Linked DNA regions of Homo sapiens: region 1 is linked to region 2. A link is a loop called in an ENCODE intact Hi-C map of the cell type or tissue named here. Cell type or tissue: CD4-positive, alpha-beta T cell. All regions are shown on one strand. Each heading gives the region's core, and the rest is flanking DNA. Links, peaks and the distances in the headings are about the cores only. Region 1 overlaps TEX264 (testis expressed 264, ER-phagy receptor). Region 2 overlaps LOC105377087 (a long non-coding RNA gene).

The links. Peaks named below come from ENCODE experiments on the same cell type or tissue, not always from the same donor. Only the 100,000 strongest peaks of a DNase experiment are listed, where the experiment ranks them.
Region 1: a loop joins it to region 2, with 6 times the contacts of the local background. A loop is called at or near these places in 3 of 110 quality-filtered maps.

What each region holds. Positions count from the first base shown.
Region 1 is chr3:51,675,997-51,691,761 of GRCh38, reverse strand. It overlaps TEX264 (testis expressed 264, ER-phagy receptor), which reads right to left. Exons shown (of 5, transcript NM_015926.6): 3 at 7,128-7,349. Among named protein-coding and RNA genes, the nearest start is that of TEX264, 13 kb to the right of the region's middle. RefSeq lists enhancers at 1-99, 100-923, 4,156-4,771, 12,379-13,137 and a silencer at 5,165-5,214. In CD4-positive, alpha-beta T cell, for the core only: CTCF peaks have their summits at 9,259 and 9,464; DNase peaks (open chromatin) are centred at 9,481 and 10,111; H3K4me3 peaks cover 910 bases; H3K27ac peaks cover 1,693 bases.
Region 2 is chr3:51,790,134-51,805,898 of GRCh38, reverse strand. It overlaps LOC105377087 (a long non-coding RNA gene), which reads right to left. Exons shown (of 3, transcript XR_940838.2): 3 at 1-311. Among named protein-coding and RNA genes, the nearest start is that of IQCF6, 19 kb to the right of the region's middle. RefSeq lists an enhancer at 3,288-4,039. In CD4-positive, alpha-beta T cell, for the core only: a CTCF peak has its summit at 5,795 (motif pointing right); a DNase peak (open chromatin) is centred at 5,798.

The sequences.
Region 1 (15,765 bases), core at 7,018-12,017, 120 kb after region 2:
GAGACTTGATCTGAAGCCCAGCCTGGATACTGTCACTCATCTGCTCAGACGCCATCAGTGTCTCCCTAGTGCCTGCAGGACCCAGCCTATATCTCTTAGGCCCAAACTCTTGCTCCTCTCCTGTACTCCAGCCTCACTGGATACACAAGCCATGACTGCCACCAAGCCAGTATCTCTGCCTGACCTGCCTTCCCACCTGGGGAACACTGCCTACCTTATAGGTGCAGCCCAAATGCCACCACCGCACAAGGGTTGTTTTGCCTTTCCCAGCGAATCTATCCCTCCCCTCCCCACACCCAGGCATGGCTAGGCTCTGTGGCTGGAGGAGGTGGAAGAGGAAAGAGTGCTGGAGGATTGTCACTCAGCTCCAGGTCCTGATGCTGCCAAAAGTGCCCTCCTCCCTGTGCCAGAGCAGGCCACTTAGCAGGTGGCAGTACCAGCAGGTAAGCCAGCCCTTGAGATCCAGGGAGGGAAGCCTGGGAATAGAACCGCCTCTGCCTCACTGAGGGTGTGGACAAGAGGCCCGATAAGGTGCCTGCAGCAGCTGCTTCCTGTGCCCAGAGCAGTTCCCAAGGCCTGCCTTAATGAGTGCCTGCTGGGCAAGCGGGTACACAGCCTCTTCCTGTGCTTTGCCTCGGCTCCCCCAGCAGTCTCCTAGACCTGAAGCCTCAGCCTCCAACTGTGACTACCAGGGTTGGAGAAAGAAGGAAAGAAAGCCCACCCTGGGGCACCATCCCGAGCATATCCCAAATTGATGACAAGTTCTCAGCCTCTTGGTTCCAGCCCCACTTATGTACAGGATGGAGTGGCAAAAGGCATATAGCCATCGGAACGATCCTCGGCCTAAGGGACCCAGTCTGGACTCAGCTACCGCTCCATCCCTTGACCTTGGGGCACCTTCCTTCCCTAGGCCTCAGCCTCCCCATCTGTAAAACAATGGGGATGCTGGCTTTGATTAGGACTCTATGACGCCTCCTAGCTGGTTCCTCCATGCGCAGAACAATGACACACACAAGAGACCTCAGTAAATAACTGCTGAATAAGTGACTGAGCTGAGATGCCAAGAGGGCCTCCCTTGTTAAAAATAAAGTTTGGAAGCTTCCCATGTTAGCTTGGCAAAGGTGACAGGCAGGAAGAGGGAAATGACCACAGATTTCACATTCCTGCTGGGGCTCCCTCACCTGCTTTTTTTTTTTTTTTTTTTGAGACGGAGTCTTGCTCTGTCACCCAGGCTGGAGATCAGTGTCGTGATCTCAGCTCACTGGGCAGTGTCGTGATCTCAGCTCACTGCAACCTCTGCCTCCCGAGTTCAAGCAATTCTCGTGCCTCAGCCTCCTGAGTAGCTGAGATTAGAGGTGTGTGCCACCAAGCCCAGCTGATTTTTGTACTTTTAGTAAAGATGGGGTTTCACTGTGTTGGCCAGGCTGGTCTCAAACTCCTGACTTTAGGTGATCCACCCACCTCAGCCTCCTAAAGTGTGGGGATTACAGGCGTGAGCCACCACACGTGGCGTCCTCACCTGTATTTCCCCGGCCGAGGCCTTGTTGCTCTGCACTGGTGTTTTGGCCCCAGTGTGGACTCAGACCCACCGACTGACTCCCTCAGGGTCACTGAGGCAGACTAAAGGGAAGCAAACACAAGCGGTTCTGTGCCCACTGGACAGAACACAGGCTGTGGCCAGGCTGTTTCGAGCTTCCTCACAGCCACTGCTCAACAGGCTGACCCATTTCCACAGGCAATCTGCTGGGGCCCACAGGCCTTAGTTCCAAGCTGGCTGCCCCATAATGCTATCACCCACCACTCAGGAGTTCAGTCACCACCACCCCAGGAGAACTCCAACCTGCAGCTCCCCAGGGTCCCTCCAGGTCCAGCTTCCAATCAGTCACACTCCCCTCAAGACAAGTGCCTCTCTTTGGAGCTCCTGCCCTACCTGCACAAGGGCTGGGCCCTGGTGCCTCCCAGCTCCACTCATACTGCAGTTACAGCATCCTCAGGATCGAGAACAGACATGTAGTGGGCGGGACTGGAGGTGGCATCTGCCCAGTTTTGCCCCTCTCTTAGGACAGAGGTTTTCAAACCAGCTGAGCCTTAGAAGCTCCCTTCCAAACAAAAGCTCAAGACACCTGGGTTGTAAAACTCACAGGCAGAACTACTCCAGGTGAAGCAGGAAAGGGTCTGAGTACAGCTCCCACCACAGGCTGATAGCCACAGGGCACCTCAGCACAGCCAGGGCAGTCTGAGAACTATGGTCTGGGGTCCTTGCCTTACTTTCTTACTTTACTTCCTTCCTTCCCTTTTTTTTTTTTTTTAATGTTTTTACTTTTATTTTTTTGAGATGGGTTTCACTCCTGTTACCCAAGCTAATGTGCAATGGCGTGATCTTGGCTCACTGCAACCTCTGTCTCCTGAGCTCAAGCAATTCTCCTGTCTCAGCCTCCCGAGTAGCTGAGACCACAGGTGCACGCCACCACGCCCAGCTAATTTTTTTGTATTTTTTTTCTGTAGAGACGAGGTTTCACCATGTTGTCCAGGCTGGTCTCAAACTCCTGAGCTGGAGTAATCTACCTGCCTCAGCCTCCCAAAGTGCTGGGATTACAGGTGTGAGCCACCATGCCCCCTTCATTTATCTATTTATTTATTTTTGAGACAGAGTCTCACTCTGTCACCCAGGATAGACTGCAGTGGCACAATCATGGCTCACTGCAGCCTTGACCTCCCAGGCTCAAGCGATCCTCCCACCTCAGCCTCCTGAGTAGCTGGGACTACAAATGCCTGGCTAATTTTTTTTCTGTTTTTTTTAGAGGCAGGATCTCACTTATGTTGCCCAGGCTGGTCTGGAACTCCTGGGCTCAAGTGATCCTCCCACCTCAGGCTCCCAAAGTGTTGGGATTACAGGCATGAGCCACCACACCTGGCCTTATCCCCTTTAAGCCCCTGGTAAGACAGTCCCAGTCAACCCAGCTGTCCCAGAATTCGGCCACCAAGGTTCCCCTCACAGGCTCACTATATTCGGTGACCCCTCCTTACTTACACGCTTTTCTCCAATTTGATGGTGGATAGTCAGACATTAGTCTGACCTCCAGGGCCACCTGCACTCCCCAGCCAATCAGCCACTACATGAACAATGCCCTGTAACACCCTAAACTTGGGAGAGGAGGCTCAAACCATTTTACAAAGACCCTCCCCCTAAAAACTCCCTGAAATCAGAGACCATGGGGAAGGGCACTTTTGAAAAAGATTCTGGACGGGTCTGGGAGAGAAATCAGGCATGGGGGCTTGGCTGTGTGTCAAACACTCTCAATGGCCTTCCTCACCAAGTGCTACAGACAGATATGAGCAAACTGCACTAGAGACCTTACACACACAATCCCACACATCGAATTCCCAGGCCCATCCCTCAGTCCTGGTCTGTTCCATGTGTCCGAAGCCTTCCCTGGACACTCATTAAGACTGGTGAATTTGGGGGCCTCTGCCCATTGCTCTGGGCTCACATCTGGGCCCCATCTCCCCTCTGCAGGTTTGCAATTTCAAGCAAGCTCTGTTCCATCCTGCAGCTTCCAGAAGATACCCCTTTCCTGGGACTTGGGGAGTGGTCTCCTCCTGTACTAGAGGCCACCTCCTTGGACTCCAGCGGAGCAGCCTGACAAAGCTGAGGCATCTTCCATATGGAGTGATGGTCACACAGTACGCATGGATTCCAGGGGAATGAGTGTTCAGCCTGGGGGCCCTTAGCAGTTTATATGGAGAAAGGCAGAGTTCCAGCATCTATAGCAGTTTGCCAGGCTGCCAAGCTGGGGAAGGCTAGCCAGAGAGCCAGAGGCTGCCATGCAAACCAGGAAAGCTGAGATCAGCCATCCCTTCCAGAATCCCGAGAGTCCTGACAAGTGCTTCTCCTTGGGCCTCTCGCCGTGAACTTCAGGTCCCTCTGTCCCATGAGACCAATCCTGTTCCAGGCTCAGGCACATCTGCAACTCCCGGGACAGCAGCTGCTCTCCACCTCCCAAACCCGAAGCTAAGATCCATTCACCCCTGCCCCTCACCTAGCCTCTGGAGAGGCTGGTGAGCCTGCCAAGTCCTCCCCCCGCAACTCCTGGCAGCAGGGCTCCTGGCCTCTCTCACCCCTGCCAAAGCAGAAAGCTGACGGCTGCTGTCATTCCATTTGAAGAGCCTTCACAGCAGTCCCAGATCCAGAGAGAAAAAGAAGGGTGTACACACGCGCACGCACACACAGTTAAAAGCTGTCGGTGCTAGAAGAGTGAGACGCAACTAGTCTCATTAGTAATCTCCTTTCTCTGACCTCAGGGCAGGGGAGATGAAGGCAGGGATGGAAGGGAGCCTTATACTCTCTCCTTGCTGTCTCCTGGGCTGAGAGAGGCACAGGGCCACCCCTGTCCACTGCAGGCTGTGACCAGCAAACAGAGCTAGCCCCTTCCTCATCTCTCCCCTGGCTTTGTTCCCCAAGACGCAAGGTCAGGCTAAACACAGGGGCAGAGGCAACCCCCACACCCTGCTGCCAAAACAAGCCCAGGACCTTCGGCCATGCCTCTTCTGTGGGCAGCCGGCCTCTATCTTACTCTCCCCGCTGATGGCCAAGCCCACACAAGCATGCCTCACACCTGTCTCTGGGAGAAGCCCCTTGCTCTCCCCCATATCACTGGCTTCCTTGTCTCAACCCCCACTCCAGGAGCACAGCTGACAGGCTCCCATGGGAGCGGGGAGGAAGGAGGAAGGGCTTTCATCAAAGAGGTGACGTCAAAACCAGGCAACTTGTGAAGCTGTCAGGGGCCGGGAAATTTGGACAAAGGTGTCTAAAAATAAACCCCTGAAGCCAGGAAAAGGCTTTGGTGGCTGAGTTGCTCACCACCACACCACATGCCACATGTCCTGTTCTGAGGTCTGGAACCCAAGAAGTCTCTTTCCCAGGGGTGCCCCTCCAGATGGGCCCATGAGGTTGAGGATGGCACCGACAGGACTGGAGAGGCCTTCCTTGAATGAAATGGGGCGGGACTCCCCAGAGGCAGCACACTAAGCAGGCCTAGGGCACTGGTATCTTCCTTCCTGCCCACACCACCAGCCAGCCCGCCCCCACCTCCAGTCCAACCGCAGCCAGGCAAGCACATCCTGCCCCACACCCCTTTTGGCCACCACCCTCCAGCTCACAAAGGAAACTCCCCTCTATTCTCCCTGTGCCCTTGCCTTATCACCGTGACAGCCCTCCCCTTTCCAGGTCTTCTCACTCCTGATTCTTCAAACCTGTCTTTGACCGCCAAGGACACAGCTGGTGACCCAGGGCCTCATTTATTCATTCCTCAGCCCCAACACCAGACTCCAGGGACATCTGAACTCCCATTTCCATCATCAACGCTGTGTCCCTTTCCCCAAGCTGCTTTGGTGAACAAAGTTGCAAGGATCCTCCAAGTGTACCAGGCTCTCACTCCCACTGACTCTCGTCCTGTTCCCTGACCCCTGCCACACTGGCCACGCCCTCTGCGCAGCCTTTGCTGCCACAGGCTGTCCACTGCCTACCTGGTCCCACAGAGGCAGGGAGGCACAGGGCAGCCTCCCAGGTCAAATACTGCCAACAGGCTGATGTCCCCAAATATATCCACCAGCCCAGCCTTTCCTCAACTCCAGGCCACACATACCATTGCTGACTCCACACCCCCCAACTTAGATGTATCTCAGGCAGCTCCCCTGACATAGCCCAAATAGCTACCTTCCCCCCAAAACCAGGGCCTCCCTCAGTTCCCCACATGTCAGTGAAAGCATCACTACATACTTGCCCACCTGCCCAGGCCAGAGGGGAGCAGAGCCCTCTGTGACTCCCTCACTGCCTCTCCTTCCACAACAGTGAATCCACCCAAAGTCTATCAGTTCTATCCCAAAAGTGATTGTAAATCTCCATCCTTGTCCACAGCTCTATAGCCGCTGGGCCTGCCCAAGCTGCCACCACTCACAATGGGATTCATGACAGCCTCCTAGGCTAATTCCTTAGCCCCAGGCCTAAGCATCTCCACCTGGTCCCAGATCTGTGGTCCAGTCCCACCCTGCCCAGAGATGGGACAGCTCATCTTGTACAGACGTGGCTCCAACTGTGTTATTTTCCTGGTTGGAACACTGCAGTGACTTCCTGCTGCATTTAGACCAAAGCTCTGACTAGAAGTTCTTATCTCCTCTCTAAAGGCTCTTCTAGGACTCTGCCTTGAGGTTATCTCCTCTGAGAGGCTGTCCCTGACCATTCTGTCCAAGTTGGTTCCCTGACTTTTCTCACCCTCTCCTTCTCTAGCACACGTCCTATTTTTGTCTGATATTTATTACCTATCTTCACCACCTCACTGTGAATGGCTGTTTCATGCACCAACGTTTCATTCACATTGTGCCCATTATAGCACCTGGCACACAGACTATAAATACAAGTTAAATGAATGAACAATCACGTCCAAGCCCAAACTGGGGTCATTTCCCTAGCAACCAAGTTTACAAAACGTTTAGGGGAGGAGGGATGTGTAACAGGGCAAGTTTTAAAAAAATTTCTGTAGACACAGAAACCCGTCAGATGACCAGGTGACTGGCTCTCCTTCCTCCAGGAAGGTTGGGCTGCCAGCATTGCCAGTAACCAAGTCAGGAAGTAAAGGAAACAGAGCCTGCCACTGCTGTCCCAGCCCTGGCCTCTGGGAGCAGATGTATAAGCCCATGCACAGGCAGGGCCACGGGCAATACATGATTACCTGGGGCCTGCCCAGACACTGGGAGCCTCAGGTCCTTGCTTTGCAGGCCTCCAGCAGGATGAGAATAAAGTGGCCTGTCCATTCATCTGAGCCAGGAGTGTGGGATAAGCACTATGGATGTCTTTGGTCAAAGCCAGAGCCAAACTAACCAGATCAGATTTATGAACAAGTTCTCCATGCTCTTGGGATATGCTCCGGCTTCCAAAAGATCTTGGGCATCTGAAAGAGATGCCAACAACCTCTGCCCATCTTCCTAGCTCCACAGGTACCTGTTCCATGAGGGCCCCAGGGTGCTGCTCTCCCAAAACCACTTCTTCCTCCCATTCTAGGCAGTCCTCCTCAGCTCCACCCAAGGGGCCTGGCTGTCCCCAACACACACACCCCAGGCCTGTGCCTCACCTTGATGTAGGTGTCCAAGGCAGGATGGACACGGCGGGTAGCCAGCCAGATGGACAGAATGGTGGTGTAGGGGAAGGTGGCTGTCACCACATGGCTGGGTGCCGGGAAGGAGAACACCTTGAAGCCAAATTTCTGGTAGAGGTCGATGAGCTCAGGGGAGGGCGATTCCTCACCTTCACTCAGGATGCTGCCCACGGCACATCGGCACTTATCAGGGGGCACCTGGGGAAGCAAAGCATGGGTGTGAGAGTTGGCCAAAGGAAGGAGGCCCTCAGACCTCCTTCCTCCTGGGACTGTGCCAGATCAGGCCTAAAAGAACCAGCAGCTCTGACAAGCCATGCAGCCCCAGATACCAGGACACAGCTAGCTATTTTCTTACTGGAACCCACCTATGGCCCCTGCCTGTGGCATCGTACCACAGGACTCTCATCTATTCCTTCAACAAACATGCCATGCCCTGTGGAAACCCAGGGATCATAGTGAGGGGTTAGACTTGGTCTCTGCCCTTCTGGAGGCCAGGAGAGGGAAGGGCGGAGAGGACCTCTGAACCATCACCCTCCACATGGCTCCACTGAGGGGGCCCTTCCACCCCACCATAAGACCCTCTGTCAGCCCCCACGCCCCAGGGCCACCAGCAGAACTGTACAGTGGCTGATCCTGCAGCCTGGGTCCAGCAAAATCCTATTAGCTAATTTCCCTCCTATCTCCTGGAGAAGAGCAGGCTTTACAGGCAGAGAAATTATGGCAGGCAAGGGAGCAAAACTGAGGAGTGGTAATAAAGAGCTCAGAGCCCTCCACGGTCATGCCCTAGGAAAGCAAGAACACGTGTGTGTGTGTTTACACACATGCTTGCAGGGTCAGGACCTGGCAAGTGGCTGAGGAGGGGCTGCAGGAAGCACCTGTCAGGACATAGGATTGGGATCACTGACATCTGGGTTGCTGGTGAAATTCTGTGAAGAGATCATCCTCCCCACCCCTCTGGCAGGGCCAGCTACCATCACCAGAGCCTCTAGACTTCTTCTGCAACCCATGGCCCATCCAGGGACCTATCCCACTTCCTAAGTCCCTTCCTGGCTAAAAGCCAAGACCACTGGTTCCCCTCCAAATCTCTGTAGGTTGCTAGTGCCTGCACTTCCCACTCTGCTTGCCTCCCTACCTAATTTCCCTCCTCTGGCTCCCAGAAACCTCAGCCATGTAAGGCTCCTATGTGAGCCTCCAACACTTCCTAGGACTGAATGAATGCTGCAAGGCCCAGTACTCATTTCTCCTCCTGGCATCAAGAGGCCTCACTTTGTCTCACCTACTGCTACCTGTTTCCCACGTCAGCTTTCCAGGTGCCTAAGTCTGTACCAGCCTTCAGACTGGGCCCTCAGAGACATATGATCTTGAATCCAAGAGATTCAGCACAGACCTTGTACCCTCAATCCTGGGTTTTGCTCAACTCTAAAGGCTCCTTTCTCCCTACCCACCGCAAAAAAATTTTTTTTGCCAGCAGTTCACCTTCACAGGGATGACCCCTAAGTTTAAACAGGCTTCTCCCTCTACCTCCACTTACTCCTCTCCCCAGCCCTCCTTCCCAGCACTGTGAAGTCATTATTACCTGTTCTCACCTCTCCCTCCCATTACAGCCCTTTCCAAGCCCTCTCTGAAATCCCCTGGGGGTTTCTCAGCCCTGAATGGCCTCCTCTACTCAGGCCAACCCAGGCCTTCCTTTTAGTCACAGTTTGCCTGGGACTTGGGCACCTATTCCAGGCTCTCACTTCTAAGCAGACCCTAACGGTCACCCTCAACTGTCTGCAGCTCTGGTCCCCTTGCAGCCCCCTTGAAGCCTACGGCATCCAAACCTGGCTCAGAGCTTTAGTAGCAGGCAACCGGGTGTAGTGGTCAGAAACACAGCTTGAGAGAGGCAGGCCACGGTGCGAATCTGAGTCGTGTGATTCTAGACAAGTCCCTTGGGTTCTGGGAGCCCCAGTTCCTCAATATCTACTTACAGAACTGCCATATTAAACAAGAAACTTCACGAGAGCTTAGCCTGGGTCCAGCATTCAGCAAATGCCCCATAATTGTGGTTATTAGTAGCTATGACACAGTCCAAACAACTGTCCATGGCCTAGAATGCCCGACCACCCAAACCTCTGAATATGCAGCTCCTCCCTGCCTGTCCTTCCGGTTCAAATACCCTCTTGAAGAGCCTTTCAGCGTGGCTCAGTGGCACTCTCTTCTCCCCCAGTATTTTGCTGTAAACTTTCTTGCCCTCCATAAGTCTACCTTGCACACAGTCACTTCTTTTGGCCTGAAGCTCCTCCCACCCCACCCAGAGGCACAGGAGATCACTGCAATACCATCTCTTGTCTCTAGATGGTGGAACTGCCCTACTCACACGCCAAGACTTGAGAATGACCAGATAGGCAGGAAGTTATCTGGCAGGCCTCCTGCTGACAAGCCAAGAGACACTGCCTGCCACAAAGCCTATCTTCATGTCCCTGACCCTACCAACCTGTGCTGTGCAAAAGAAACATCTACATAAGTCATATGGAGAAACGGATGAAAGGTCACTTATTCTCTTCCTTTCTACAGCTGGCTTGCCTGGGTTTGAGTTCCAGGGTCTTTCCTGGGAACGCTTCAGCAGGCCTTATGGGACTCCCAGCTCAACATCCTCTTCAGTAGCCAAAAGACACCAGAACACATGTGGTCATCTTGCTCAGAACCTCTCAATGGCTCCCAATTTACCTCTAGGATGAAACTAAATTCACAAGCCAATAGGCAAGGCTCTTTTGGAGTGGCCCACATAATACTGCATGAATTTGCCCACACACTCACCTTGCACTCCCTTTCTGCAGCCTCAGGCCCCAGCAGGGGCCAGAGCCCAGGTGGGCAGGCACCAACTGAGTGTCTGCATGGCAGAGGGAGGGACAGATCCAGGCTCTGGCCCAGCCCGCCTTGCCAGCCTCCTCACCCGCCACACCCCCACACACACCCACATGAAACTATTTGCAGCTCCCCAAACATGCCACATCCTCCCATGCTTCCTGCCTTTGCGTAAGCTACTTCCTCTGCCTGAAATGTCCTTCTTCACCCTATTCCAGAGTCCCTTCTGACTGGGAAACTCCTGCCCATCCTGCAAGACTCAGCTCAACTTTCCCCTTCAAAGCCTTCTGTTGCTCTCCACCAAGCAGCCCCTCCTCTCTGATCCCAAGTACCCACCAGGGAGCAGGTGTTGTGCTGCACTGTAACTGATGGCCTCCCCATCTCTCTCCATCACTCCAGGCCTCTAGGCAAAAAGGTCCAGGATCCTGCGCACACAGAAAGTTCTTGAGGCATGCTCAGTGACAGTACATGCATGCACACACAAGCAAGCCCTGCACCATAACAAACTTCCTCTCCCTCCACCTGGAGAAAAGGCAGAGCTCCTGTCAAAGTGGAAGAAGGGAGCTAAGAAGACAGGGCTCCCAGGATCCAGGAGGTGTGTGGGGCACAGCAGCTCCTTTCCTGGCTAAGCAACTCCCTAATTCCACAAGTAAGAACACTTCCTACCTCCTCCCCTGCCCTGGCCTAAGGAGGAGCCTAGAAGGTCTCTCAGCAAGCCTACCACCCACTAAGTGGCCCCATGCAAAGTTGAAGCTGGGAAGCAGCTGAACAAGGCACCAGCAAGGAGGAAATGGGACAGGCCCTAAAATAACCTAGGGAGTGGCAAGGCTGATCCAGTGGCAGAGGAAAGCTTTCCTGGCCTCCCAGTAAAGCCCAGACCCGCCTCCAGGGAAAAGGCCTACTAAGGCTGTCAAGTGCCCAGAAGGTTGGGATGTCCTGATGGGCAAGAGACCCCATCCACCTTGGCTCAATGAGTATCTGTATTTGGGCCGAACCCTAGGACATAGGCCTGGGCCTCCCAGCCCTACCTGCCTGCTCCTCTTCCTCCCCAGATCAGCTATTTCTCTGGGTACCTCTGCCCAGAACAAGAATTGGACCAGAACTAGTACCTACAAGGAACCACATCTGGGAAACAGGGCAGTGGCCAGACCCACCACCACTCGGGGTAAAGACAAGCCCATCCAGGATGTGTCCTCAAAGCAAGAGTACCAGGAAAACAACAGAGGCATGCCAGGCCCCAGAGCATCTCCTTTGGGCTGAAAAGCCTCCTGAGTCCCATTACTGGGAGGAGAGGGCAGTCTGCTTAGAACCTGAGGCTTCCAGGTACGAGCTAGTCCCAAGGCTGGCCCCACTGCCCCTTCCTGAGTGGTGTCACAGTGCCCTGCCGACCCTATTGTGTGAGGCTATAGCGAAGACAGCCATCTCGGGGCCCCTGCCAAGCCAAGACCTCGCTGAGTCTGGGAACTGGACAAGACTGATAATCTTCCAGGATGCAGGAATGAGAAATGGTGTCAGCGGCCCAGACCAAATGTAGTCATTGGGTTCAGGGTTAATACAAACTGCCAACCCCAGGCCCACAACCTACACAACCTGACAGGGACAGCAGCACCATCTCTCAAACCCAGGCACAGAGGGCTGCCCTTACTCTTCCCATGCCAGCCCACTGACCCAGAGCTACCCAAGTTAAGGGGGAAAGTAGAGGCAGGGCCCTTCATTTGCACTTGTACTCCCAAGGGAATAGACGAGCTGCACTGGCCCATGACTAGGTGGTTGATACGGGACCTCGTTTGCCCTCCTAGGTGCTACAGGTCAACACGCCAACCCCCAACTTCCCTGGGAAGCTTATGCCCAAAGGCACACGGAGACAGGCACCAGTCAGGACACGAGATGATGCAGACAGCTAGGCCAGAGGACAAGCCTCATTCTTCAGGCTCGGGAGGAAAGAAAGGAGTCAACAAGATACCAGCCCTCAAAGGTGAGTTTACTTAGAAACCTTTCAGGAACCTTCCTCTATAACCCTACACCTTCAAACAGAATCCTAAAAACAGCTGATATCTGACCAGGCACTCACCACTTTCCCCAGACTCTGCCTTCCAAGCATAAGCTCATTAAATCCAAACAGCCTTCTGTGGTTGGTACTGTTTTCAACCCTGTTCCCAAGGCCCAGACAACCAAGCCATTCAGCCAAGGTCACACAGCAAGGGAGTGCTGAAGTCAGGATTCAAACTCAAGCAGACCAGCTTCAGAGCTGCGCCACACAACCCAGGGGCATCCAGGAGTCCCGGAAATTGGCCCTAGTGAAAGCGGGCTGCACAATGGCTTTTCCCTGCACTGTGCCGCCTCACATGGCCCAGACAACCTGCAGGAGGCTGGGACTAAACCAGAGAGGCAGGCAGGGTCCCTAAAAGTACAAAGTCCCAGTGGCATGAGGTCCTCAGGCAGGACTGGATGTCAAGTGTGACACCCACCTATTTAAAGAACTGGGTATTGGGCCATATCATTATCAATTAGCCCCCACAAAACAAAAACCCTGAGGTAGGGATTCTTTTATCCTCATGTGACAGATGAGGAGACATACTCAGACAGGCCAAGTGACTCACCTAAAGTCACACATTGGTTAGCAGTGGAGCCTTGATTCAAACCCAGAAGGGCAAATCCGAAGCCCCTTCCTCTCACACCTCGTCTCACCTCACCTCAAGGACAGTTCTAGTGGGCAGAGAGGAGCTCGTGCTTCCAGACCTGTCCCACATAGTTAACCTGCTGCACAGCAAATGCCTGGACTCCACCTGGCAGAAAATAACCATGGAGTAACCAGGATAGGGGGCGGCCTGAGCCCTCAGGAAACATCCCAGCCCACATTCCCATTGCCTTTGTTGAGGAGGTCAGTCCTGGGAAATCCTACTCCCTCACCCCTTCCCAGGCTCCACCCAAACTAAGTGCCTCCAGGGAGGGCAGGGAGCCTTCTCTCCACACACACTGAGGGAGGAGGGAGTGTGACACAGGCCTACATCAGAACTCTCACCAGCCTCTGTGAGGCTGTGGTCATGCCAGCCAAATGACCACAGGCCCCTGCAGACCTAGTGGCCCTGGGCCTTGGTTCTCATTGGACTAAGGGAAAGGGGGCTTCAATGGCAGTCTTGTTTACTAAAGGCAGAAGCAAGTACCACCAGTTCCCCAACCCACTCCATGCCTGGAGCAAACACCACCTCCTAGGTAGTAGATGTAAGCAGCAAATATAGGCCCACTTGGGCCACATAAATTGAACTAGCTGCCACACCCATCTTGCCCCAGCCAGGCTCCCCATATAAGCAAGCAGGCAGGTTGCTTAAGCCCCAAACATAGCAGCAGAGGTGATGGTGGCACAGGGTGGGGCAGGAGGTAGAGAGCCAGCCTGGCAGACAGGATGGGCCCACAGGCACAGTGATAGCAGCCCAGCCACTAGGGCCTGTCCACAGGCCAGAGCTGGCCAGGATCAAGCGAGGCACTCAGGGTCCTCTCAGCTCCTTCCTTCCCCTCCAACACTGAAGGCTCCCAGAGGGACCAGGCCCCAAAAGGGAGCCTGAAGTCACTTTCCAAGCCCCCAGCACCCACCGCAGAAGCAGGGCTAAAGGCAGAGCAGTTTTTCTAGTCAGGACCCTTCCCCAGTCATGCAAGGGCAGTATGGACCAGTGTGTGTAAGGGAGATCTGTGACTGACATCCGCCTACATGTGATCCTTATCTCTGAACTCATACCCCATCCCTTGCATACCTTGAAGAGGAATGGCCCACACTCCATGAATGCTGGGCTCTGAGGTGGGTGAGTACACCCATGAGCCCCTGCCAGGGTCTGTCCACTTCCCAAAAGACTTCTTCCCCACCTTCCCATTCCCAACCATGCCAAGGGTTTCAGGGATGGAGAATGGAATCCTTCCTCCTGCCTCACAAGAACCACTCACCCAGACCTGCAGCCTCTTCCCATACAGGACTCCAGGGCACAAGGCTAACAGCTCCAGCAGCAGCTACTATGAACAGGTCCACACCAACTGCCACTGTCCAATCTTAGTGGTACCCTTTCTTGTGCTACTTCCTGGGTCCACACCCAGCCTAGGTGGGACCAGCCTACTCCCTGCCCAGCTGAGGACAGGACGAGGCATGGCTAGGGAGCTGTCCGTCACACCTCATGGGGTGGGCAGCATCTAAAGCCAGGTGGCACCTCTCACCTGGTTACTCACCACCCCACTCACAGAGCCTGACACAGCCTCACTGCCTCCCCACACTCACAGAGAAGCAGGTTCTGGCTCCTGTCACTCTGGGCTAGGGAAGGACACAGTGGGGGTGGGACACTGAACAGGTCAGCCTCTATTCTCTTTCTCTGAGAACCAGAGCATGCCACGCTGCACACTGCTGGTGGAGGCAGCCTAGGGGACAAAAACCTTTGGTTCTCAGCCCACTCCAGGACCAGGATGGGGCCTTTCCTCTAGGCTCCTAACACCCACACACTGGCAGGTCCTGGTCCCCATGGTACCCTAGTGCCCAACACAGAGCCTGGTACAGAGCAGGTGCTCAGATATTTGTTAAATGAAAACAAAAACATATGAGATCAGTGCCTTTCTCCTACTATCTGAATCTGTTTCTCCCTCCATAATATGGAGTGTGGACCAGGAGGCCTCAGGTCCTTCCGGACCAGTCTGTGATAGCCACGAGCACCTGAAGCCTGGGGGTCCATGGTTCCCTGAACCTGTTACAATCTCTGTCAGGCAGAGAATGCACTGACCAGCTCCAAGAGTAAATGGGGACCCAAGTGTCCCTGAGCCATCCCAGGTGCCAAGTGTGACCTAGCTCTAAATGGGGACACAGGTGTCTTCTGGACTGACCCAGGACTGGGATGGGCAGGGTCAGAAGGGCCACCTTGACTTGTTCATCATCCTCTGTGCCACCCAAATGACCACAGCCAGGCCAAGGGTCTAGGTTTGCTCAGTCTGACCTCTCAGCATATGTTAGCACAAGTGGTTTTCCCACCCATCTTTGTTGTTGTTAAGCATCTGTTGAGGGCTAAGTGCTGGGGTAAATGCCTCACCTATATCACTTAACTCTTCTCAGTCTACTATGAAGCAGGTATTTTATCATTACTCTGCAGACAAGGAAATAGAGGCTCAGAAACATTATGGGATATGCCTAAGATCACTCAGCAGGACAGTGATGGGACAGAATCAGAACTCGGGACTGCTAGCCTCAAGGCTGTGCTCTCAGGCCACAGTCCCCCAGACAAGCACCCTAGTCAGACTATGACCAACCAACCCTGGAGACCCAGGGCCCACCCCATGGGGTCCACCACATCTCTGGGAAAGCTGCAGGAGGCAGTGGCCAGGCCAGAATATCCCATGCCAGGCTTCTTCCATCTCACTCTTCCCTAGACCAGCCTCCAGCACTGACCCCAGGGTACCCTGCTGCCTTAGCCCTTTCCCATCCAGGAATTAGCACCTCCAACCCAAGAGGCAACCTGTTGATTCCAGAACAGGCAGACACGCCAATGAGAAGACAGCCAGCTGCAAGGACTCTTCTTGCAGAAGGCTCTGACTGGGCCAGGTGTGGAAGGGGGGGCAGGGCCTTACACAACGGAGCCCTTGAAGGGGTGAGGGTCACACATCTGCTCTAGGAGCTCCCCATAGCCCACTGTCTGTCCCATCCCACTCAGGCTCCAGTGCTCCCAACTTCAGTTAGTGCCATCTCCTGGCCATGTGACTGCAAAACCTCAACCAACCCATGTCGCCTCTCACCTGGACCCAGCCC
Region 2 (15,765 bases), core at 3,767-8,766:
TATAACAATGACATCCACAACCCTAGCTTCCTAATCAGTCTCAGAGTCTATGAATTTCCAGGGTCCCTCTCATCCTGGGATAGTCATGGGATACTTCTGCCAACTGGGTAGATATGGCTATGTTTCCTATACAATGGCAAATGCCCAAAGCTTGTTTCTAGATGGTTCAGTCACCAGGCATGGGTAAAAGTGATGAAAAATCATGAGATCGAAAGTGACTACAGCCCAGGGTTAGGATGCTGGCCGCATAATTGAGTCTTCTTCAGGGAGAGGCTCTGTGGACAGGAATGCAACAGTTGTCTGTTTCCCTCCTGTCAAAGATAGGATAGGGGTGTAAGTAAAAATACGTGAAACCTGAATCCCATCACTTACCAAGTTCTCCTCTGTGTGGTCCGTGCACAGTTCTTTCCTGATACAGTCTTTTATGAAAACAGAAAGGTCGGGCTTGGTAGCTCATGCTTATAATCCCAGCACTTTGGGAGGCCAAGGCAGGTGGATCATTTGAGCCCAGGTATTCAAGACCAGCCTGGGCAACATGGCAAAATCTCATCTCCACAAAAAATTTAAAAATTAGCCAGGGCATGGTGGCACACACCTGTAGTTCCAGCTACTCAGGAGGCTGAGGTGGGAGGATTGCTTGAGCCCAAGAGGCAGAGGTTGCAGTGAACCAAGATTGCACCACTGCACTCCAGCCTGGGCGACAGAGTGAGATCGTCTCAAAAAGAAAAGAAAAGAAAAGAACAAAAAAGAAAGGACCAAGGCCACATTGCTCTTGAGGGCCCTCTCTGTACCCTCTTCTCAGGCCCTGACTGGCCCTGGACATGCGTCCCTTGGCCCTGATCCTTTGTCCTTGGGTCTGTTTTCCTTTCTGTCCTTTTGTGGCACTTGAGGATTTATCTCACATCAAATCTAGATGCTGCCTAGCTCTCCAGCTCTCCTCAATGCTTCCCAGGGAAGCAAACTATTCCTCTTTATTTTCAAGGTTTCATACATGGGGAACAAAAAAAAAAAGTGGGCATTGTAACGAAGTTTACAGCATTCATATAGTACTGATTCCCAAACCCTTGCTCCTTACTGCACATGAGACAGTATAGGAAACCCAGGTATTCACATGCTTGTTTTAATATGTCAGGGCTGATGCATCTGTTTCCTTCCAGAGGAAGCCAGAAACCTCAAGATTAGCTGTGACAACCAGCACCAGGGGGAGGGACAAGTCCCACTAGGACTTCCTGGCAGACCAGGTTCTCCTGGACTTCACCCACCCATCTATGTGTCCACCATGGCACTGTGTCATAGCTGTGGCAAGACATTCAAAAGGAGATTTTACTTTATTTCCCTTTATTACAAGAAGGATGGCTTTTCTTGGGCTAGCTCACATGATGGACGGCCAATACAAGATCAACACAAGGAAGAGGGCGTTCTGGAGATGCAGGTTTAAAAAGTCATAAAATGGGCCGGGTGCAGTGGCTCGCACCTGTAATCCCGGCACTTTGGGAGGCCAAGACAGGTGGATCATTTGAGGTCAGGAGTTTGAGACTAGCCTGGCCAACATGGCGAAACTAAAAATACAAAAATTAGCCGGCATGGTGGCACGCACCTATAATCCCAGCTACTCGGGAGGCTGAGGCAGGAGAATTGCTTGAACCGGGAGGCAGAGGCTGCAGTGAGCTGAGATTGAGAGATTGCACCACTGCACTTCAGCCTGGGCAACAGAGCAATACTCTGTCTCAAACAAACAAACAAGTCATAAAATGGAGCATCTGAAAGACTTGAATGGAATGCAAGGTAGCTCTGGGACTCCTCAGGACTTTAGTGGCATTCACTCTGGGCTGGTCTCTCCAGTTTGGCTAACTTTTTTATGCTCTAATTGTTCTTGTTACTACCATTTTTTCATGATCTCCATTGTCTTTGTTTTCTCTGCCTTGTAACATTGATGGCTTCATAATTTTGGCTGGTCATGACCACTATGACCCCTCATGCATCTATGCATATGATCCTCAGCTCTGCCACTCTCTGCCCAATTGTCTCCATTTACAATTCATACGTGTGTGTGTGTATGTGGACAAGATTTTTCAAATATCCTATTACCATTTTTCTGTCTCCTTGATCCATGAGTGTCTGAAATAGGTATAAATGTAGAATTATCTACTTTGTAACTTTGTAATTTTTTTTTTTTTTTTTTTTTGAGATGGAGTCTCACTCTGTTGCTCAGGCTGGAGTGCAGTGGTGCGATCTCAGCTCACTGCAAGCTCCACCTCCTAGGTTCACGCCATTCTCCTGCCTCAGCTTCCCGAGTAGCTGGGACTACAGGCACCCGCCACCATGCCCGGCTAATTTTTTTTGTATTTTTAGTAGAGACGGGGTTTCACCGTGTTAGCCAAGATGGTCTTGATCTCCTGACCTCGTGATCCGCCCACCTCAGCCTCCCTAAGTGCTGGCATTACAGGCATGAGCCACTGTGCCTGGCCCTTTACTTTGTAATTCTATCAGCCTTTTTATTTTCATATTTTGAAGTTATGTTGCGTACATAAAAATTCCCAAGTATTATAGCATCTTAGAGTAGTGTTCCTTTCATTGGTTTACAACTAGAATTGGTAAAGTTTTTCTATAAAGAACCAGGTGGTAAAAAGTTTAGGCTTTGACAACCATTCAGTATCTGTCACAACTACTCAACCCTGCCATTGTAGCTCAAAAACAACCACAGACTATATGTAAACAAAGGGGAGTGATTGTGTTCCAATAAGATGTTATTTCTAAAAACAGGTGGTGGGTTCAGCTGGCCTGCAGGCCATAGTTCGCTGATTCCTTGATTCCTTTTAAGATTTAAATTATATTTTGTTGTGGTAGTTTTCTTTGGTTGGAAATTTGCCGGATATATCTTTTTTCTATCCTTTTGTTTTCAAACTTTCTGTGTTACTTTGTTTTAGATATATCCCTTATGAACATTATATAGATCTATTAAATGTAATCTATCAAACTGCTTTTTAATTATCAAGTTTAACTCATTGAACTTATTGTGATTACTGATCTATTTGGACTTATTTTCATCCTTAGTCTGAAGATTCAGGTCTGTCCCACCACTGGGAGGGTAGGCTAGACTTCAAATTCAAGACACGACAGACTTTAATCTAGCACTATGTTTCCTTAGCCCTGTAAAAGATACAGGTCAGGAAATGAGCTTCACTCTCCTCAGGAGTCCCAGCAACTACTTAGAATGCAGATTCTGATTCCTCCCTAACCCCACCCACAAGGGGCAAGGAGGTGTGTAAACATCTGCCAGGAACGAGGTCCAGGTGTGTGCAGTTCCTCTTGCCACAGGGAGCCACTGCCTCATTTTTCCACTGGTCTTTTTTATCATGCCAGTCACACACGCACACCATCAGCATTACAACTTACAGCTCTCCCAGTTCAGAGGCTTCACGGTAACCGTGACAGATAACTGACCCCCAGTACGTGGCCTTCTGTCAAGCACACACAAGGCACACAAGAGAAAACGAAGGCCAAGGTCTAACCGATCCAATCGAGCCACTTCAGACTGATTGTTTCAATTACTCACATAGATAGAAAAAGGAAGATTAGTCAAAAGTGCCAGCTCCCTGTGGTTCTTGTCTCACACAACAAAAGGAACAACACAAAAGGGATTCGATGACTACAAGGCAAGTCGTGGGATACCCTGTTGCTGTTGAGCCAAGGGGGTCTAGACTGCAGCTATGTGGTTTTATATTCTGTAGCTCTATTCTGAGGGGCACGAGGCAGAAAGCCCCACACCTCATCAGGACTGGAGAGGAGAGAGAAAGCTGTCTCATGACAGCCTCCCAAGGGAGATAAGGGCCTCAGAGCATGCCTTACAAGCCTCCCATCCTCTTCTGTTCCAAGGGGGATCAAGAAGTGTTCTGCCAAGACTCAGATTAGCTGTGGTTCAAGCCTTCGCCTTTGCAGGGGGTGTAGATATATGCAAGGTTGCCATGGCAAAGTCATTCCCCTGCAACTCCATCCCTTGACATTCATGTGTCCTACTAAGAATTCTCAGGAGTGTGGGTCACCCCATCAGATACCCTAATTCATTATACAGATTAGGGCTTGAATAAGTGCGTTTTGTTTGTCATAGACAATGAGGTGTGTGACCATAACAATGACTCTTAATACTGTGATCAGGCTGACTTAGAGTACTGACTGCAGCCAGGCTTTCCATCTGGAGCCAGGCTAGCTAAATATGTCATGAAACCAGATGCAGCAAGAGGTGTTGGCACACACCCCCACCTCAACTGGCTAGCAGGAAGCCCAGGACAGCGCCATTGCCCATCACCACTTACACTACAAAGTTTAGAACAATTTGTAGACTGTTAAAAAAAAAAAAAAGAATCTAACAATAACAAAATGAGGCTAAAGGGAATCATATCAATGTCCAAAAAGGTTAATCTTGTTTTGTCATCTCCAGTGGAGGCTGTTTCTTTCTGGCTCTTGGGAGGTTTCCAGAGTTTTTAGATTAAGATTCTTCAATGAGAGTGGTGGCCGCAATTAAGTGGGGCCCGATGACCTACAGACAGGAGCTGAGAGAGATAGATGGTCCCTTCCTCCACCTCTGACGTTCAGGGTCTAAAGTGCTGTCTCTTGTTTAGCTTAGTTCAGCCAGAATCCAGTTCAGCAGGTTCTCCCCTCTGTACCCCATACTATCCTAGAACATCTCCCACCTCCTGACAGGTGGGCTGCAGCAGAACCACCGTAGGCACTGTTACCTCATATTGATGATCTGACTCTTTCGAAGAAAATGGTCTCAGAGAAAACCTGAAAATCACCTTTAGAAGCAGGAAAGGATGCAGGAAAGTTCCAGGCCTGCTTTTGCCCTTGACTCACAGGGTCCTCCCTCACTGCTGGAAAATCTTCAACCGTTCTCTCTAGGAATTTCACATCTGTAGGCCACATCTTTCTGACTCCAGCCCCTATCCCTCTCCCCCTCCCTTACTCTGCTCTGCCGTACCGGCCTCCTCCGTGTTCTTCAAACATGCTGGGCACGTTCCTGCTTCAGTGCCTTGATGACTGTCTCCCAGGTGGCTGCTCAACCTCCTCCCTCCCTCCTTCACCTCTCAGTGAAGTCTTCTCTCACCACAGATAAAATCAAGACCTCCTCTCCATGCCAGAATACTCTATCTCCCTTCCCTGTTTGATTTTTCTCTATAACAAGTATTACCATCTCAACATTCTCTATATCACTGCTACTTAAGTTCAGGAATCTTGCCTGCCCTTTTCACTGTTGGGAGCCCAGCCCCTATAACAGTGTCTGGCACATAGTCGGTGCTCAATAAACAAGCATTGAGTGAATACATTTGGCCTAAGCCAGTTAAATAAACCTCACCCACACCCACAGCACAGACTACTCAGCCTTAGGCCACAGACAAATGCCTGCCCTTGGCCACAGAGCCTAGTCATGGATTTCAGGCTACACTAAGCTCAAAACTTTTGTTCAAAGATTTGTTCATTGATTCAAAAATTATTGAACCATGCTATGTGTCAGGTACTGTCACTGGTATTTATTAAATAAAAGAATAAAACAGGCAAAGCCCTCTCCACATAAAGGTCACATTCTGGTAAGAGAGACAGGCCAATATATGTGCTTTCCATGAACTGGGAGAGATGATCATTTGTGACTGTGCTGCACTGACAAAGCATGTATGGATCGCATTGTCTAGTTCTAACAATGCTAAGCCTTACCAGCACAGGCAAGGGGATTAAAAAGATTTCCACAAAAACCCCTAGGCTGAAATGCACAAACAAGAAACCCTGGTGCTGATATTTTTCTCTCCCCTAGAGGGAGCTCCTCATCAGTCAAATTAAGATACTGTGGAAATGCTTTTAGAAAACAGATGTTTGAAATGTTTCCTTCTTTATGTGATTCTGTTGCCAAAAGGAATGTGACTCACTCATAACAACTCTCTCAGTCGAACACCTAAAACTTTGGAAATAGAATTTCCTCACCTACTTATTACTTACAAAATCATTGTATTGGTTTTGGACCCAGTTGTTAAAAATATAAAAATGCAACAACTTCTGACTGGTTTATAGAACAACTGATTATCATTAGGGAATATGAAATTTTTTTCACCAGACTTCAATAAAAACCTTTGCATAATTGGTGGATGCAACTGGAAGTGAATGTCTTGAGTTGGAAGACAGAGCCAATCACGCCATCTTCCCTCTGCATTGCAGGTCTTTGTGAGGGTCTTTTCCAGTTTCAACAGCCATTACAACCAACATCCAGGAACCGAGTTTAAACTTCAGACCAACAGGTCACTGTAGGACAAAAAGTTAAATCCTCACTCTCCCATGCCTCCTCCCTCCCCAACAAAAAACATAAGAGGAAAAACTAAACACCAACTCTCTGTTGATGTTCTTTGACATCAACAGACAGTTCATAGAAAACAAAACAGCTGGGGAAAGAAAGACTCTGAACATATGCAAGGATGCTCAACTTACCCATAAAAAAAAAACAGATTGATAACAGGTCCTTTGTGTTGGCAAGGATAGAGAGAAACAGGCAGTATTATATGTTGTTGGTCAAAATGTAAACTGGCAAAATTTCTTTGGATAGCAATTTGACAATAGCCATCAAAACTGAAAATGTACAGACCCCTTGATCCAGCAATTCTACTGTAGGAATTTTTCTAACCAAAAAATCCCCAAAAGTTGGCACCCTTTTAATACTAAAATAAGATGAGAACAGTGCAAGAAGAGAAAACTATCAGCCAATCTGATTTATGAACACAGGTATAAATATTAACAAACTGAATCCAATGGTGATTTCAAATAATGCTTGAATGAGTAGGATTTATTCCACAAATGCAAATATGTTAGTCATTCATCTTAACTACAAACATAAACAGATCCATATTTACTTAAGCAAAATAGAAGTGTATTGAAACAATATTTAGTAGCTCACCAAATTATCAGAAAGCCCAGGGACCAGGCTCAGAAAACAGGCAGATCAAAGAGAAGTTATGCACCCAGAACCACAGAAAACATCATACCACAGAACCAGCCTGCTGAGGATTCCAGCACCAACACAGGGGTTGCTATCCTGGTTCTCTGGATCCCAAGCTGCAGACTGAAAATTCTCAGCACACAAATTTGATTGGCCAATCCTGGTCACATGTCTGTCCCAGCAGCCAGGGGAGCTGAGAAAGTGAGAAACTGGTATTTTCAGCTCTATAATTAGAGGCAGGCTGTTTCCCACCCAGACAGATAAGAAGGAGAGTCCCCAGACATGGGGAAGGGAATCAGGTGTGTTTGGGCTCAGAAAACAACACCCCCAAAGTATAGCTCTTTGCCGTACTAAGCACCTTGAATGAAAGGCCTCCCAAGCTGCCTCAGAATCAAGGTCTTTGATCTTCCGTTGTTTCTCCCCCCAAGTGCGGGAAGGGGCTCTCTCTGAGTTCCTTTATCTGACTGAGGGAAGTTCTTTTAAAGAAACACAATTGCCTTCAATCCACTGTTTGAAATCAAATTAAAAAGGGATAGTTACTCACTGAAGAAGAAATTAAAGATCATCTGCATGAGCAGACTTTTCATCTGTTCTGAGGGCTGTCACCAAGAGGCTTTATCTGCATAATAAGACAACCTTTGGCTGGGCGTGGTGGCTCACGCCTGTAATCCCAGCACTTTGGGAGGCCAAGGCAGGTGGATCACGAGGTCAGGAGTTCAAGATCAGCCTGACCAACGTGGTGAAACCCCATCTCTACTAAAAATACAAAAATTAGCTAGGCATGGTGGCACGTGCCTGTAATCCCAGCTACTCAGGAAGCTGAGGCAGGAGAATCGCTTGAACCTGGGAGGCAGAGGTTGCAGTGAGCTGAGATAGCGCCACTGCACTTCAGCCTGGGCAACAGAGCGAGACTCTGTCTCAAAAACAAACAAACAAACAAACAAACAAACAAAAACAACCTTTGTTTGCAATGCAGTTCCACCCTTCACCTTCCTACAACTTATCACCACCCCTACTAGAGCCTAGAAGAACTTTGCCTTCAGCTATTGTTTGTGCTTCAGTCTCATTCATCCTTCTTAAAAATCATTTACTCTTCCTCTAGAATTGTCTACATCTTCCACTTTCCTCTCCCATGTGAAGAAGGTATTTAAGCTTCAATTATCTGACTTTTCTTTGAGTTTCATGCTTGTATGATTCCCATGTGCTTGCATGCTAATACATTTGTATGCCTTTTCTCTTGTCTGTCTATCGTCAGTCTATTTCAGCAGATTCAATTATCAAAACTTCAGAGGGAAAATTTAAACTTCCCTGGAGGTGTCAGGTAGCCTAAAATCTGGCTAAAGCCCACCACTGTGAGGAGGTTTCCGTGGGAAAAATATATCGATGTAATTTACCATATTAACAGATCAAAGAGGAAAACAGTGAAATCCTTCCTGCTTGAAGCTGCCTTTGCAAAAATTATAACTGAGAGAATTCTGACAGTGAAAGAGATCTGACCCAACTAACTCCATCTTGCTTCGAACCTCCAAGCTGTTCTTGTTCATTCCTGGGCATAGGCTGAACTAACTTTGGGAGGAATTTAGTTTGTAGCCCAACTTTGAAACAAAGATGGTAACAGCCCTTTCCAAAACAAACCTCCTTCCTGCCTGGGGGTTAGACTGCCTTTGCAGAACTAACAAATTAGCCACAAGATTAGAAATTATGGTTTAGGAGTCATGCAGTTAGAAGCTGCAAGATTATGGACCTCCCCAAATTGTCCCTGGGGATAACATTACTGTTGTAAAACCTAAGATCAGTACTTGAGATATTTTCAGACCCTGTACTTGATGGATCAGTAGACACCACCCAAACCAGTAAACTGGTTCATTTGGTCTTGTGGCCTCCCCACCCAGGAACTGACTCAGCACAAGAGAACAGCTTTGACTCCCTATGATTTCATCTCCAACCTGACCAATCAGCGCTTCCCACTTTCTGACCCCCTACCTGCCAAGTTATGCTTAAAACCCCCTATCCCCAAGCTTTCAGGGAGACTGATTTGAGTAATAATAAAACTCAGGTCTCCCATACAGCCAGCTCTGTGTGAATTAAACTCTTTCTCTATTGCAATTCCCCTGTCTTGATATTGGCTCTGTCTAGACAGCAGGCAAAGAGAACCCACCGGGTGGTTACATGCTGTTATTAAAAAGAAAAGCATTTAATAAACATCTTGATTGCAAAAAACAATTAGCACACAAGAATGGAAGGAAATGTACTTAATTTGCTAAGGCTAGATAAAATGAAACTCCTGCAAATGTCCTCACTGGTGGGAAAGCATAAGAAACAACCCCATTAAAGTCAGAGGGAAACGTGGTGCCACTCCCCACAATGCTTTTCAACGCTGTTCTTGAGTCTTTGTGCAACAGCAGAAGGAAGGAAAGAAGGAAGGAAGGAAGGAGGGAGGGAAAGAAAGAGGTATCATGCTGGAGGAAAAAAACTACAAAGTTGTCAGTATTTATAACTGATATGGTCACCTACTTTAAAAACCCCAAAGAATCAACTAACAAATTATTAGAACTACGAAATGCAAGGAGAATGCGATTATTATTGTAAGAAATTTCAACATCAGTAGCCAAAAAGCAGGGACATGGGGGAATTGAATAAACAGTAATCATCAAGCAGTCATCAGCAGATACATACAGAACTTTATATCTTTCAAACAGAGAATAATCATTTATTTCATATGTCCAGAGAATATTAACAAAGAACTGCCATGTACTTGGCCACTAAAAGAAGCTTAAAAACAACAAAAAAATAGAAATTGTATACATATTTTCAGTGATCATATCCAATAAAATCAGAAACAAATAATTTAAAAATTAATAAAAGTCTTACCTCATTGGAAATTAAGAAAAACTCTTAAAGGAAGGTGAAATCAAGATAAAATTGCAAACTACCCATAAAGCAATGAAAAAATAGACCACTTCCTAATAAAGCCTGGGCTTAGAGGGAATTTCACAGCCTCAATGCCTTATTATGGAGGATGGACCCCAACAGCCTCAAATGCCTTATTATGGAAGATAGACCCCCAAAATACATCCCAAAAATGTGGGAACTCATCCTAACAGTGAGAAAAAAGACAAAACAATCTAACATAAATGAAGACTAGGAGATAATAAAAGTTTGAATTAGTGAAATGGAAAACCAAGAAAAAAAGTTAAAGGAAAGATAAACTCAAAAGCTGTTTCTTTGAAAAACAGACAAACAAACAAACAGATAGACTCTCCAGTTCTCTTATAAACCAGATTAAAGAAAAAAAAGAGGGTAAAAATATACAAGACAGAAAATGAGAACTGAGACTCAACTACAGATGTGGTGAAATTAAAATTATATTAAGGAGAACAACACTATGCAAGTTTATGGCAAACCAAATTTGAAACTATTGAGGGAATGGATGGTTTTCTAACAAAATCTAAATTACCAAAATCAATCCAAGAAAAAATAGAAAACTTGAATAGAACAATTACCAAGGAAGATTATATTTTTATATATTAAATATTGCCCTGGAAGAAATAGTTTCATAGCTGAGCTTTATCTAACCTTTAGAGAGAAGATCATTCCAAAGATATTTAAACTATTCCACATAATAGAAAAAAGAAAAGAAATTCTCCAATTCATTTTACGAAGCCAGATTACACTTCATACCAAATCTGATAAAGATAGCTCCTCCCCCAACAAAAAGATAGACCAGAGAGGTTGGCAAACATTTCTGTAAAGAGCCAAATAGTAAATATTTTAGGTTTGGGGCCATACAGTCTCTTTTGCAAGTACTCAACTCTACCACTCACAAAAGCACTCCGAACAATATGTAAATGAATGAGTGCAGTAGTGTTCCAAATAAATCTTTATTTATGAACACTGAAATTTGTATTTGATATAATTTTCCATTGTCACAAAATACTACTCTTCTTTTAATTTTTTCGCAACCATTAAAAAATGTAAAAACCATTCTCAGGTCGTGAGATGTACAAAAACGAGTCGTGGGCTGAATTTGGCCCAGGGGCAGTAATTTGCTGACCTCTGCTATGGCCCAATCTCAGTAATCAATACAGATGTAAATGTAAAAAAATTGAACATTACCAAATAGAATCCAGCAGTGTGTCCAAAGAACAAGACAGTAAGAGTAAATAAGGGTTATTCCAGAAATATTCAACATCAGGAAAAGGTAGTCATATGTCTTTACATGAACAATTTAAAGGGAAAACAAAAAGCCCCCTGATCAACTTAATATATGCTGAAAATGCTGGTTATAAAGTTCAGCAGCCAATCTTAATAAAACTCTGAGAAAAACTAGAATAGAAAGAAACTGCTACAAACTGGAGACTAGTTTGTTGGTTTTTTGGTTTTTTTAGGCAAGGAGCATTCTAAATTGTTTAAAAAAAAAGGTGCAGCGGTGGGGTGGGGGAGTGGTGGCGGGGGAGGGGTGGTGGTGGCAGGCACAGTAGCTCTTGCCTGTAATCCCAGAGCTATGGAAGGCCCAGGAGGGAAGAGTGCTTGAGGCCAGGAGCTCAAGGATCTTGCCACTGCATTCCAGCCTGGATGACAGAGCACCATTTCCATTAAAAAGCCATTTGAATTAAAATTAGGACCCTGACAAGGATGCCTTCTACTATCACTATACACATTGTTGTGGTTCCAGCAAATGCAACAGGATGGCAAAATGGAAACATTAGAATACATTTTGAAAAGAAGATAAAAATTATTTCTTTCTGCTGCTGATATAATACACCTAGAATATACACCTACTATGTACCCATAAAAATAAAAAATAATAATAAGGTACCTAGAAATTCCAAGAGAATCTAATGAGGACAAAATAGAGAAATTAATAGAGAATTTGGTATGTGGTCTAATAAAAAATAAATACACAAAAATCTATAGTGTTTCTCTGTATTAACAAGAGCCAAATGAAAAATGAATTGGATAAAATATCCATCCATAATAGTAAAAAAAAAAACCCCACATCTGTTAAATACTTGGCAATCAATTAAATACGGAACCTGTATGAAGTAACCTGTAGGTCAAATTAAAAGACACAGAACAGGATCGGAAAAATGTCCTTAGATGGTAAGATTATTAACGTATTTTGCAAGAGAGAGAATAGATTATGATAGCAAATATATAATGAATACAATCCCAAATAAAATACCAATGGATTTTTAATTATACGCAATGATACAAAGGCATCTCTCTCAAAATAAATATCCAGTTACCAAGAAATCATTAATAAAGAACAGCCAGGGGTCCATCACCGTAGCTCACACCTGTGATCCCAGCACTTTGGGAGGCCGAGGTGGGCAGATCACCTGAGGTCAGTAGTTTGAAACCAGCCTGGCCAACATGGTGAAACCCCGACTCCTCTAAAAATACAAAAATTAGTGGGGTGTGGAGGCACACGCCTATAATCCCAGTTACTCAGGAGGCTGAGGCAGGAGAATCGCTTGAACCCAGGAGGTAGAGGTTGCAGTGAGCTGTTGTGCCACTGCACTCCAGCCTGGGTGACAGAGTGAGACTCCATCTCAAAAAAAAAAAAAAAAAAAAAAGAGAATAGACAGGGAGCCCAGACTCAGCACTCTAAAGTAACTGTACCCCAAACAATAGGAATAGACATACAAATGATCAGAACAGAGTGGACAAACAAAAAGAAATAGACCCCAACTAATATGAAAATTTAATAAATGATAAAGGTGGTATTTCATTTTTATGGGAAAATCACAGCTTCTTTAATAAATAGTGGGTCTATCTAGAAAAATAAAGTTGGACCCCTCATCTCTCAACACATGTCAACATTAATTCCTGGTAGACAAACTCTAACTGGAAAATCAACCCCTGAGGTGGCTGACTCCCAATTCCCAGTCAACCGGTTCCAGCACACTCTGGATGGCCCACTCTTGACAGGATGATCAGGCAATGAGATGTGGGCCAGGATAGCTCAGACCCTTCCAAGGGCCCTAAGAGAGAGGGGCACCCACTTTTTAAAGCCCTTGTTCCCAGTTCCTGGGGTGTCCAACTTGGATGTGTAGCAGCAGCAGGAGATCTCTGGCCAGCAACAGCTAGGAGTTGCCTGCCAGCTGGTGGACTCGAGCAAACCCTTCCACACCCGAGGTTTAGTCTACACCAGGGCTCCCCAAACCCCAGGCCAGGGACCGTAGCAGTCCATGGCCTGTAAGGAATGGGGCCACACAGCAGCGGGTGAGCAGCAGGTGAGCATTACGGCCGAGCTCTGCCTCTTGTCAGATCAGCTGCGTTCGATTCTCATAGGAGCGTGAGCCCTGTTGTGAACTGCGCATAGGGATCTAGGTTGCACACCCTTATGAGAATCTTATGCCTGATGCTCTGAGGTGGAATAGTTTCAGTTTCATCCCCTCCAACCCCCGTCCATGGAAAAATTGTCTTCTGTGAAACCAGTCTGTAGTGTCAAAAAGGTTGGGGACCTCTAGTCTGCACCTTCCTGACACCACCACACATCACCTGGCAGGCCTCCCATGGTGCAGAGCTCAGCAGACACAGGAGCCCTCCTCTTGCTGACGTTAGCTCATTTCCACAAAGTTTCTTTCACTATAATTGTATGACCATGGAGGTTGGGATACTAGTGCCAGAGTAACCGGGAGAGGAATTTGCGAGAGAGGGCAGCTCCAGGTGCAACCTTCCTCTGGGCCTTGGATCCCTCGCTGTTGCGGTTAACAGGAGACAAACCATTCTACCTGCTGCCTGCCCCCTGCCTGTTTTCTCTTTCACCTCAACGCTCTAGCTGATGGGCATAGTTTCTCCTGGATGTCCTAATTAACTTTCTTGATGTTTTCCTTTCCTCCCTTTTACTAGATTTTATCTGTAATCAATATTTCCCTCTCCACAAAGTTTGAGACAATACTGTATGACCTGTAGGTGTGGGAGAACTTTCTAGACCAGAAAGGAAACACAAAAGCTAGGAAAGAAAAGATATATGTTTGGCCGGGTTCGGTGGCTCACACCTGTAATCCCAACACTTTGGGAGGCCGAGGTGGGCAGACCATGAGGTCAGGAGATCAAAACCAATCTGGCTAACACGGTGAAACTCCATCTCTACTAAAAATACAAAAAATTAGCCAGGTGTGCTGGCATGCACCTGTAGTCCCAGCTACTCGGGAGGCTGAGGTAGGAGAATCACTTGAACCCAGGAGGTGGAGGTTGCAGTGAGCTGAGATCACGCCACTGCACTCCAGCCTGGGCCACAGAGCAAGATTCCATCTTAAAAAAAAAAAAGAAAAAGAAAAAGAAAAAGAAAAAAAAAGAGATATGTTTGACTGAAATGCTTCACTGGCAAAAGATACTTTCATAAGCAAAGGTTAAAAAAAACAGAAAGGAGAATTGCAAAACAAATGACAGATAAACAGTTTGAATGACTGTAGAGTTGTCCCGGATGACAAAACTACAACCCAATAGAAAAATGGCCAAAAGAATATAAATAGAAGAGCAAATATATATTAGGTTGGTGCACAAGTAATTGCGGTTTGCCACTGAAAGTAATGGCAAAAATAGGCCAGGTGCGGTGGCTCATGTCTGTAATCCTAGCACTTTGGGAGGCCGAGGTGGGCAGATCACCTGAGGTCAGGGGTTCGAGACCAGTCTGGCTAACATGATGAAACCCCGTCTCTACTAAAAATACAAAAATTAGCCAGGCATGGTGACGGATGCCTGTAATCCCAGCTACTCAGGAGGCTAAGGCATGAGAATCACTTGAACCTGGGAGGCAGAGGTTGCAGTGAGCCAAGATCGTGCCACTACCCTCTAGCCTGGGTGACAGAGTGAGCCTCCGTCTCAACAAAAAAAAGTAATGGCAAAAACTGCAATTACTTTTGCACCAACCTAATATTATCAATGAACATATGAAAGTATACCCAATCCTCCCAGTAGCAATAGAAATGTAAAATAAAGTTACTATGAGATGTTACTTTATACCCTTTAGACTAAAAAGAATCTGTAAGTGTGATAATGCCTACTGTTGGCAGAGATGCATGGTGTTCTCATACACTATGGTTGGTGGAATTATGGCTTTCTAAAGGGGCAGTTTGGCATCATCTGTTAAAATTTAATAGGCCCATACCCTTCATACCCTTTGGCCCAGAAGCCACACTGTCCTATGAGAAGCCCTGAGTGATAGCATTTCATGTGTGTGATGACACACATGAAAGACATTTATGCCACACAATATGTAGTGGCAAATAAAAACAATGAACAAAAGAATACCCATAGCTAAGGAAATGGATGCATAAACAGTGGTACTTCCATTCCTTGGAGTATTAGGAGTATTAATTGTCAATAAGAAGAATGGTTAGATCTATACCAGCTGATTTGGTGATATTTCCACAATATATTGTGTTCTCTTTGGCCAAAGGCCATGCATGCAGTGTGTACTATCTATGGATGGAAATATCCTCCTCTTCAGAAAAAAAGCACCTCCAAAGCCTTTGCACAATGCACCCTCAAGGACCCTCAGTGATTACTTATAATCTGTGATTTCAGTAGTCCGTCTCAACAATGTAAACATAGCCTGCTCAGCGCCTCCCAAATGTATTGGACCACTGTAGGCCCCCAGTGCCCCATCTTCCTGTTTTGAGTTGCTACCTGGGACGTATACTTGTCTTGTAGAAGAGGAGGTGCTAAAATTGGTAGATATCATCAATGTCAGGAGATGACAACCTAGTCTTGGAGATGGAAATGGCTCCAATGATAGCACCCAGCCCAAGACAATGTGGCACCTTGCTACACAGAAG